3 separate regions of the Homo sapiens genome follow, and all the other regions are linked to region 3. A link is a contact called in ENCODE Hi-C or POLR2A ChIA-PET data. All regions are on one chromosome and are shown on one strand. The core of a region is the stretch at or near the end of the contact, and the rest is flanking DNA. Distances in the headings are between cores, read along the strand shown.

Region 1 (3,573 bases), core at 683-3,182, 410 kb after region 3:
AAGATGGTAAATATTATGTTTTCTATATTTCACCATGATTTTTTAAAAGTTTAAACAAGGCCGGGCATGGTGGCTCACGCCTGTAATCCCAGCACTTTGGGAGGCCGAGACAGGCGGATCACTAGGTCAAGGAGATCAAGACCATCCTGGCTAACACAGTGAAACCCCGTCTCTACTAAAAATACACAAAAATTAGCCAGGCGTGGTGGTGGGTGCCTGTAGTCCCAGCTACTCAGGAGGCTGGGGCAGGAAAATGGCATGAACCTGGGAGGCAGAGCTTGCAGTGAGCCAAGATCCTGCCACTGCATTCCAGCCTGGGAGACAGAGTGAGACTCTGTCTCAAAAAAAAAAAAAAAAAAAAAAGTTTAAACAAGACAGGAGGATCACCTGAGCCCAGGAGTTCAAGACCAGCCTGGGCAACAAAATGAGATCCCATCTTTACAAAAAAAATTTAAAAATCAGCAGGGTGTGATTGTGTGCTCCTGTGGCCCCAGCTACATGGAAGCATCAGTGAGCCATGTTTTTGCCACTGCACTCCAGCCTGGCTCTGGCTTAAAAAAAAGGCGGGGGGAGTGAGGGGGTAAGAAAAGAGTCAAGAAGACCTGAATCTTTTTTTTTTTTTTTTTTTTTTAATGAAAATGGCATTTGTTCCAGAGGCAAGAGTAGCCTCCAAATTAGTAGAATGCCAGATGGAGATGTGGGGTGGGGTGGGATGGGGAGAAAGGTGTTGAAGCAACTCAATCATGCTACTACTAATAGTTCCTCTTGGGTTGAGACTTAGGATGGTATTAAATTCAATTGTTTTCTTTTCTGTTGTTTTTATACCCGTGTGTGCTCTTGATATTATATTGAGTTGGCGTAGTTGCTTGCAGTCAGTAGATAAGAATAGTAATGGGATAATATGTATGAAAAATATTGACAGCACAATACTTTTCTCTTTCATGGAGTTCAGACATAATTTGGGAGAAATAAAGATAGGTAGTCAATGTCTATCCAGCACATCCTAAAATTTATGTTCATTGTTGTAGAAAAATGTATATAATCTAAGTTCCCATAGTTTCAGGAGAAAACAAATTGTAAATTAAACTTTCTGTATTTTTGCTCCATACCCCAAGATTTTACATATCTACATCTAACTATAGCCTCTTCAAGTACTCCTATTGTTTGAAAACAGAAAACTTTAAAATGGAAAAGTGGGCTCCTCCTTTTGTCCTTTCTTACTTGAATTTTCTATTTTGAAAAGAATAATAGGGGAGAATTTCACAGGGCTCTAATTTATTTGACCCCTCTTTTTCCTGTTTTCCTATTATGACTTTAATAATATACTTTTATTTGAAAATATTTCTAAGAGTCACTTTTTTGGGGAGAAGAATTAGTATGCAGTTTTGTTATAGGCACCTCAGTTAGATCATAGTAATAATGGTGATATAAGAGAAAAACAATTCTGACTCTTATAAAATTATCAGAAGGGAAATTTTCCAGTTTATTAAAACAGAAAGGACAGTTGGTTTGGTTTAGTCATCAAAATAAACTCTGACTAACTAGATTCCCAAGTTCTATATTGTGCTTGAATTTTCCATTGGGAATGAAACATTCCACTGCCCTTTTTACTGTTTAACTTAAGCTGCTGTGAACACTCAGAGAATGGCCCTGTGGCTGAGCTGCTTATTTTTTTTTTTTAATCTATTCATTTTATACTTTCAGACAGATTTTTCCCTGGGGTGAAACAAAGGTTAACTGAAATTTCCTCTGTTGTGTACCTGAACGAATCAGCAGTTCGAGAAGGAAATCCCATTGATGGGCCAAGAGAGTGACAGGCTCTATTTAAAGAATTCCCCCGACTGTGTGGTAGACCAGCCATGCCATGAATTTAACTGTTCCTGTGGTCCCCATACTTGTACCCACCAAAAAAAAAGAGAGAGAGAGAGAAAGCGACTTTGTTCTGCAAACGTTGGCCTAAGCTTTGAAAACCATGAGCCATTGAGTTTTGTGAATTCAAGTTAGACAGTAACAGAGGCCAAGACTCTAAGCGAACAATATCTGAAAAGGAAGTACACAAAAACAGGTAGAAACTGTTTAACTGTTTTATTTCTCTGTGTATATACATATTTATGTGTGTTTATACACACAAAAAAATACCTTTTTTGCATTTTATGTAGCCAGTCCTAATTACATTTGATCAATAGTGTTTGTTAAATTTTTTTAAATATGTAACAAATATGAAGGTTTTTCTTGTTTTTACAGCTTTTTTGCTCCATAAAAGTATCCTGGTTTTTATCAGGACATATTATATGTATTGGAAATGAAAGTCAGCACGGTGTGAGTTTAAATGGTTAAAAAAAAAATGGATTTTTATATTACCTCTGCAGGAGCTTCTGTTAGGACCAGCTCATGTATTTTGTATTTTTTCTGTATAAGGGAAACTGCTTTAAATATGAAAAGATGGTATCTTAAGTTGGATTAAACATCCGTAATTCATGTGTATTTAACCTCAGGACTTGTGAGCCTTGTTGAAAAATCCAGCTTTAAACCTTCCCTGTAGGCCTCAATAGTGCATACTGCATTGGGATTATAAATAGTCAGTCTGTTTCTGGAGTGTAGGTTAGTATGTATTCCCAGGAGGCATGAACTATTTACATTTCTAACAAATGTTTCACATATGTTGCTGATTCATATTTCTATGTACAAATTTAGGCTTTAATTTTTTTAATTTCCTTTTTTATTAGAAGTTTTGTTATAAAAAGTTTCTTAAGTGTTTCATTCTTTCTAGCATGGGTGGCTTAAGGAGATTGGAGGGGAGCGTTTCATTTATTTATATAGAGATTTTGATGTTTTGAAAGACAATAGAATTAATAGAGAAAATTGTCCAGATATCCAGCGCTTGGATTTTTGTTTGAGAAGTTTGAGGAAGCAGATGCCATTTGAGTTGGTTTCTATGGAAAAATTTATCTTAGAGATGATGTAGGGCTATATTTATGTTCACAAATGAGAAATTGAAGCTGAGAGAAAGAGAAAATGTTTAATACATAATTACTCAATATGTCTTGGAAGAACCTAGGTTTTTATTCATACCTGGTGTTTCTTTATAAACTGCCTCTCTTTTATCTTGAGATGGTATTTTCGAAATTATTTCTCTTTCTCATTTTCTTCTACCATTTCCTGACATTTTCTTGTCTTTTGTTCTATTCTTCTTCGTCTCTTATTTTTCTATATTGGTTGTACTGTAAATAGGTTGCTAGCAACACACCTTAGGAGCAGGCTTTTGGGGAATGGGTCTAAGTATTCCATTTGGCCTATAATAGGCTATATTGTTGTTTTGGAATATAATTTTGAAAAAATCAAATTTATATTTATCCTGCTAGTTGATCAAGCTATAAATCAATCAATACTTACTAGTTGCTGCTTATATAAATAGAAGAGTTAACCAGTGACTCAGACAGATGACAATTGACTATTAAAGATTTTTTTAAATTGGCATATGTTTAGGAAAATCACTTGTTTCTTCAAAATTTATTCATTAAGCAGTATTTTTTGAGCACTTACTATGTGACAAACACCACACAGGTGATAGAG
Region 2 (3,373 bases), core at 56-2,555, 270 kb after region 3:
TGGCAAAATTAAGTAAATTGTTTAAAATTTTCCTTTTCCTGTTGTATTTTTTTAATCTGAAAAACAGACTGTCTTTATTATATCAAATAATACTTTTATGTTTCTAGAAGTCTACTTCAGATTCTTGTACATACTTCTTAAGATTGTATTTAGTTTGCTGTGAATATGTAATTATCGTTCAGAAGGGGCACATACCAAAAAGCTCCAAAATTAAAAAACCTTTTCAGTTTCTAGGATAGAAACATAGATTGAGCTATTAAAAGCAGAACATTAGAGTTCTGGGATAAAGATAGTTGTCAGGTGTAAACAAGCCTTAATTGAAAAGGAGGCAGCCTAAAAGTTGATTCTTTATGCTATTATAAATAAGTAAAAATGCAAACTTGCTTGAGTTCAGAAAATAGGAGCATACCCAACTTTTAAAACTACTTATTAGATTGGTAGTTGCTTTAGATCCTTAACTTAAAAAAATTCTTATTAAAATCAGTGTTCAATTGAGTAATATTCCTCGTTTAATAGATTGAGATGCCTCAGTTAAATTTTGAACAAAAATTGTTCCTATAAATTGAATTGGAGATGCTGATCTGTTAAAAGCAAGGAATATAACCCAAAATTAAAATAGGAATTATTTTGCTAGTGGATAATTATCTTGGACAGTAGGTCTTATATCTTGTTGAAGTGTGTAGAACACACATTTTCACATTCATTCATCTTTAAGTGAATATACCTGTAGGCTGATTCAGACTTGGTATTTTATTTATTTTAAACATTAGAAATGATAAATACTAATTTAAGCAAGTGCGATTACTATTTTAACTCATTCTTCGAGAGTTGCTTCATTTATCTCAGAGTTTTTGGTGTACCTTATTTACCTTATTTAGATTATATCATTGTATTAAGTCCTTTGCTTACTGCTGTAGTTTTTTGGTACCTAGAATAATTTATTATGGAATTGAATATTAAAAATTTGACGATCCCAATAGTTATGAAGCTTACAGATTCTGTATGTAGGCTTTTTTCCTCCTTTGGTTTCAGGCATAATGAATGGATGGCCCTTGCTTTCTGATATTTGTGTATCCAATTTTCTGAGGAAACACTTTTCTACAAAGTCTGCATGTTTGATTGTTCTACATTTTTCTTTCATTATAATTTGAAAAGGACTTAGATCCTCCAAATGAAAAATGGCTGTCTTGGCCATATGGTAAATTAGGCCTGCTTTATTATTGTCTAATAATTAAGCCTCCCTTTACTTATCCCACCCTCGTTTTAAAAACTAAAAACGTGTGGTAGCTGTATTAGTTAGAACATTTTCAAGTAACAGGAAGTAATTCAGTGGTAACTTCCTCATGTGGTTTACTGTTTATCAAAAAGGAAAGTAGTTTCTTTTGAGAGAATAATGCAGTTTTTGCTGCTCAACATTTTCTCAAGCTCTTTGGAAAATAAGAGAGAAGTCTTTAATGTGCTTGTAATATGATAAGGACAGATTTAAAAATTTTGTTTCTCTTCTCATTACTTGGTGTTTGACTTCAGTGGAAGCTGAAAGAAGTAAATAGATGTTAAGTTGAAAATCTGCCTCAGTGTCAGATGCTCATATAATTTAAATAATTTAAAATTTGTGGGTACTTATATTGATTGACCTTATATTTTAAAAACATAGGGAATAACATCAACTATTTGTATCTTCTCTCTTAACTTAAAGTTGAATTAATTAACTTTAGCTATCTAATAGAGTAGGTCCAGAAATTAACATTCAAATAACAGTAGTAAGTATAGGTGAAGACCAGGCTATCCCAAAGATAATTCATTAGGACTTCTGTTTCTATAGTATCTTTCATATGATAGTAACTGTTGTAAACAATTGAATTATATATATCAATTTAATAAATAATTGCAATATTAAAAAGTTAGCCCCGATAATTTCTACCCAAACACCTCCAAATTATGCTACTTCAAAAACAGTTGAAGGGAAGTTTAGGAATATAATATAGTTTCATTTTAAGACCACTAGGATAATAGACATTGTAATGTAATGGAAAAACATTTTGTCCCATAAAAACCACTTTCATTTAATGCTTTGTTTTTCTGTCTAACCAGGTAATACCTAGCAAATACAGAAAGAGAGATAAAGCAAGCAAGCTGTTTTGAAAGTGTCTAATATTGGCTGATGTAGAGCTATAGGTGGGTGTATCTTATTATTCCATAAAATTAAAAATAAGAGTGGGGGGAAAAAACAAATCCCAAGAAAATAAATGGAAGGTGAGTGAAGAGTGAATAGAATAAAAATAGAGATCTAGTATTTCAGTCAGTCTGCTAGTTAAATTTTATATTCAGAGCTTTAACATTTTGGGCTTTTAAATTTCCTGCAGTGCACATGACTTTCTTTCATAAAAGATATGTCAATCATATTAGGAATAAAAGTAATAGCTCATATAGTGCTTTATTATTAGCATCTAAGAAACCACTGGTATTTGAGTAAATTGTAAGTTAGAATTGATTTTTTAATAGCTTTTTAATGCAGATCAAACATTTGTGGCTTTTGAATGAAAAATACTTATCAACTAATTTTTATTAGCATTGCATTTTTAAAAAAATCTACATTATAACATATTGGAGGTTGATTGAAAGGGAGTTTTTGCCTCCATTTTATAAAGATGCTCTGTAAGAGCACTGGTGATAATGATGTCTATTCCTGTATTTTTTGCTGACTTTTACCTGGTATCCTGTCAGTAATTGTTTTTTCATGTTGAGGAAGAAAAAAGAATCTATACTTGCATCTGTCAGTATTATTGTTGTTTTAACTTTATAGGTATATTGTAGACATTGAATTGAAAGATTTGTAAGCTTTTGGTTTTCTGTGATACTGATTGGGAACAAAGGCATAGATAATCAGAGACAGCAAATAATAGCCAAAAATATATATTTGATATGTATTCATTTAGCCAACAATAACTAGGGCCTTTTGTGAATCACTGTGCAAGATGTGCTGGTACTTACAAAGATGAATCAGGTATAGACCCTGACCCCACGGATCCTATGGCTTAATAGAAGAGGTAAGAGGTGAGTGGCATAATAGAGTCATGGGGTGCAGGAGAGGAAAGATACTGCTTTCATGAGGGGTAGAGGTGTGTGTCAGGGGAGATAAGGATATATCATGTTTAGAGGAACAACAGACTTTTAAAATTCTATTTTGAATTAGGTCGGTTTTTCTTAGACTGAGTTCCTCATTCTCCTAGGGTCCATTTGTAGGGAAAGGTTTTTTAGTTCTTAAATTATTTCTTAAATTTGTATTTTTATTTTGATGTTAAAAAGTGATCGTACCTGTTATAAAGGTAACACTTTGCAGTGATAACTCATAGATGAAAGACATTTGTTATAG
Region 3 (3,860 bases), core at 1,011-3,510:
GAGGATGGCTTCTGCTGCCACTCCGTGGGCCCTGTGCATACCCGGGCTGCAGTCCTCGTCCAGTCCTCGGCGTTTATCTCCTGGATTCATGCCCACTCTGTCTCTGGTCAGAATCTGACTTGGTCATCAGGAATTAGGATAAGAAGGCCTAAGGTTCAGCAAGGCCACTGTCCTCAGGACACCCTCACTTTGGGCTGTGTACGTCCAGGCTCCTCTCTGCACTAATGGGGGACCCCTAACCTCTCAGGGCTGGGAGAACCTTTAAGCCCTCCAGGCCCACCTTGACCCTGCATCAGCCACCCAACGCTTAGCCCTTCCGCAAATGCTTCAGTTTCTTCTAAAGCAAATTCTGATAGCATTCCCCTTCATCTCCTAAAAAGCCATCACAGCCCAGTCGTTTTGTTTGTTGTTTGTTTTTAAGAAACACCATTAGTAGAAGGACATCAGGAAGAAATTGTAAGTCAGGATCCCAAACACATGTTCTCACATACTCATGACCAGGTTGGTGCAGTTGGATCTGGGGCCTGCCAACCACCATCAGAAGGAGCTGGAAACTGGGGAAATCTAACAAGTAGATTCAGCCCAGAGCAGCACCAAAGCTGTCCTCAGCCCCTGGCTCTGAGCTCCCCCAGCACTGCACACTTCCCAGGCGGGCCAGTGAGCACCGGCTTTGGACAGGGCACTCTCCCAGCTGAGACTCTGCTTCTCAGCTGTCCTTGCAATGGGGTTGTGAGAAATAAGAATGTTTCCCAGCACCTGTGAGCCTAGGATATTCTCTCTCCCCATCTCCATGCTCCCAAAAGGGACACTTTGCTTTCAAAGATGGAACAAATGATGGTGATCTTTACTACCTCTCTCTCACCCTAAGATTGCAGATTCCAGTCTGGGAGCCCTCCTCCCAGGTGCACAAGCCCCAAAAGCCAGCCCTGGCCTGCCCCAGCAGTTTCTGGGCCTTCCCGATCGAGACATGGGAGCAGTGTGTAAGGTTAACAAGTCCTCAGGCTCTTCTCCTTCAGTCCAGCCCTTGGAAGTGATTACCAGATTATACATGACAGCCCAGGGCCACTGTCTTATTATTCACAGCCCCAGATCTGAAGGGAACTTGGAAGCACTTTCTGCTTGCTTAGAACAGAGGTGGCAGGGCTTAGGGAGCCCTCCAGTTCGGTCAGGAGCTGTTATGAGCAGGGATAAACATCACTGACTTAGAAACCTTGAATGGCAGGAGCAGAAAACCCCCTGGGGTGCATTCAGCCCAGCCTCCCCAGGCCCTGCCTCCTGCTTTAAGAGAGAGCAGGGAGTCCCAAGGTCATGTCTCAAGGTCATGCTGTGAGTATCTGGCAGCTAGAATCAGAACCTAGGTCTCCTAAATTCAAGTAGGACCTTCATGTCCCCAGAGTCCTTTCCATCTCTGAGGCTTTTGTAATTCTTTTCTTCCCAAATGCAGGCAAGAGCTGAGAAAGCCTACATGTGTGTATCAGTTTCTCCTCACTCCCAGCATCACTTCCGTGCAGGGTTCCTGGAGCTTTAGTCACATAGACTGTCCAGACCACCTCATTCTAGACCCCTCGTCCCCCCACCCTATGAGGGCACAGGCAACAGGCAACCCTGGCTCTCCACATCTGCCTGGGCAGAGCCTGCCCTCTGCAAGGCTATTGGATGCTCAGCCTCATGCCCAGAGGTTTCCAGGGCTGAGGTGTGGGTGTGACTGGGACCCTTCTTCCCTAGATCCAGCCTTCCCTTCCAGCTCATCTCCCACCAGCCCCACAAGGCTTTGGTCACTCCCAGCTCCCTCCCTGATGCCCATGTTCTCTGGTTCCCCTGGGGCTTCTCACGCACTGGTCCCTTACCCAACAATATCCCTCCAGCTTCACAGACTGGCAAACTCACTCTTCAAGGTCCAGCTCAAATGACCTCCTTTGAGAAGTCTTCCCTGATTTCTCCCACTCCACCCCATTGCCTCAGCAGACTCAGTGGTCCCCCTCACCTGCATTTCCCCACACTTTATAGATTCCTAGGTCTTAGCTCTTAACATTAGCACATCAGGATTTTTTTATATCCATCTCTCCAACTAGACTGTGAGCTCCCTGAGGGCAGGGGCTGTGTCGGCAGCTCCACCCCTAGCCCACAATTGGCACCAAGGGTCTCTTAGGAAATGTATGGAGAATGAATGAATGAACAAGTGAATGGCCACCTGCATTTCATCGTAGCTGTGTCTAGGATTCCCCAGGGTCAAGTCTGTGTTCCTGCTGTGGCAGAGTGACTGGAGGCCACCAGAGGGCAGCAAAGAGTCAGGAACGAGCAACAGGTGTGCACCCCAGAGGCCAGGGCCAGGTTGGCAAAGGGGTGGCGTGCCCAGGCCAGAGAGCTACCAGGAGCCCCAGCAAGGAGCTTAGAAAGAAAGTCAGGGGTCAAGGGAAGTTAGTGTTAAGAACAAAGGCTGTTCTTTCCCTGAGCAAACGCTCCCTGAGCCTGATGCTTAGGTCACGGAGGTGCCTGGAGAGCACTGGTCCTCTCTCCATCTGATGCTCAAATCCCCACCACCAAGTTCTCACCAGTGTCCGCTGGACCCTCCCAAGTCTGCCCATTCCAATGTCTTCAGTACTAATCATAGGAAAGGTTCTTGATACAAGGCTGGAAAAGGTGGCCCTCTGAATCCTGTTCACTACTCCCGGCCATGCCTATGGAACTGGGCAGTATATATTTTCTCCCTGTTTCACATGCTTAACCAGACCCAGAGAGTGGAAATGACATGTCAGATGGCACAGAGGTCCTGGCTGAGCTGGGCCAGGATGCTGCCTGGTACTGCGGCCCCCACCCCTAAGCCTGCATGCTTTGCACAGAGCAGGCCTGTAGGGCAGGCAAGACGCAGAATCAGGGGTGGGCTTGCCAGACCACAAAAGAAACCTTCTCCTCCCCGCTCCAGAACCTCAATACCCTTCCTATCTCACACAGGCGGTGTCTCCGTAACTACACAACCATCGTTTCAAACAGTAGCAAGGCAGGCTCCGAGAAGTCACAGAGCTCCTCTGTGGTCACACTGCTAATAATGGTGAAGCCACATTCTTGCCAAAGCACCCTTCGCTTCTCTTGGGGCATCTGCATATTTCTGTCTGGACTGGCCCTCGCCCCATGCTCCTGGGGTTCATGCACCTGTCTGCAGAAGGCCTCATCTGCATGTCTGCTTGGCCTCCAAAAGTTGCCAAGCTCAGATCCTAACCTTGCTGGCCATCAGCCTCCACTCAACAGGCTCCCCTCCCTGCCAATCCTACTTGCCTGGCCTGGGCTGGACTCCCACCCCTGGGAACCCACACCAGCCACTAGGCTTAGCCTTCTGCCCTACCGCAAAGCCCCCATCCTCCTCTCCAGATAGCCAAGCACACATGGTTCCCAGCCCAGCTCCAGGGCCACCTTTGCCAGAATGCCTTTCTCAGTTGCACCAACCACAGCTGCCTCTCTGTTTTCTGCAGACCCACTGTATTCGGAGACTGCCTGACTCCTACTTGGCAGTGCTCTCATTTCTGACTGGATTCTTCTCTAGTTGGCTTTCCCATTGATCCACAGGCTCCAGGAGGTATGAGCTCTGCTGGAGAGCTCTTGATTTGAGCGTTAGCATGCCTGCTAGGCTTCTCTGTTCACCGCCCTATCCAGCCCAGGCCCCTGTGTAAATAATAATAGCAATAATAATGAACACTTATGTGCCACTCCATATGTGCCAGTCAGAATTCTAAGAGCTTTTATGTATATTACATCACTTAATGCTCACATTTATTATCAGTATCCCCATTTTATACACGAGGAGGAAACCAGGGCCCTGAGGAGTTATGTAACTTGCCCCAAGTCACACAGCTAGTGAGAAGCAG

What was found. A loop is a pair of places that touch in the nucleus more often than their neighbours do. ChIA-PET counts read pairs that join two places held with the same protein, here RNA polymerase II (POLR2A). Pooled maps may share reads with other maps.
Region 1: a pooled map shows a loop between it and region 3 (3-fold over the local background). The contact joins two enhancer-like sites. A Hi-C loop is called at or near these places in 2 of 168 maps with a recorded cell type or tissue (CD8-positive, alpha-beta T cell and posterior cingulate gyrus) and 2 of 50 pooled maps. POLR2A ChIA-PET finds 5 or more read pairs at or near these places in 2 of 52 experiments (OCI-LY7 and Panc1).
Region 2: a loop to region 3 is called in a map of B cell, with 2.4 times the contacts of the local background. The contact joins two enhancer-like sites. A Hi-C loop is called at or near these places in 1 of 168 maps with a recorded cell type or tissue (B cell), 4 of 37 single-sample maps with no recorded cell type and 4 of 50 pooled maps. POLR2A ChIA-PET finds 5 or more read pairs at or near these places in 1 of 52 experiments (activated T-cell).

The regions. Positions count from the first base shown.
Region 1 is chr9:37,282,264-37,285,836 of GRCh38, forward strand. The region is part of intron 2 of ZCCHC7 (zinc finger CCHC-type containing 7); the gene reads left to right. Among named protein-coding and RNA genes, the nearest start is that of LINC01627, 110 kb to the right of the region's middle. Within about 2 kb of position 1,933, at least 5 of the 41 ENCODE cell types and tissues checked have a DNase peak (open chromatin) inside an H3K27ac peak, as active enhancers do.
Region 2 is chr9:37,145,271-37,148,643 of GRCh38, forward strand. All of the region lies in intron 2 of ZCCHC7 (zinc finger CCHC-type containing 7), which reads left to right. Among named protein-coding and RNA genes, the nearest start is that of ZCCHC7, 26 kb to the left of the region's middle. Within about 2 kb of position 1,306, at least 8 of the 41 ENCODE cell types and tissues checked have a DNase peak (open chromatin) inside an H3K27ac peak, as active enhancers do; they include B cell, where a contact is called at or near this core.
Region 3 is chr9:36,871,196-36,875,055 of GRCh38, forward strand. The region is part of intron 8 of PAX5 (paired box 5); the gene reads right to left. Among named protein-coding and RNA genes, the nearest start is that of MIR4540, 8.8 kb to the left of the region's middle. Within about 2 kb of position 2,261, at least 2 of the 41 ENCODE cell types and tissues checked have a DNase peak (open chromatin) inside an H3K27ac peak, as active enhancers do; they include B cell, where a contact is called at or near this core.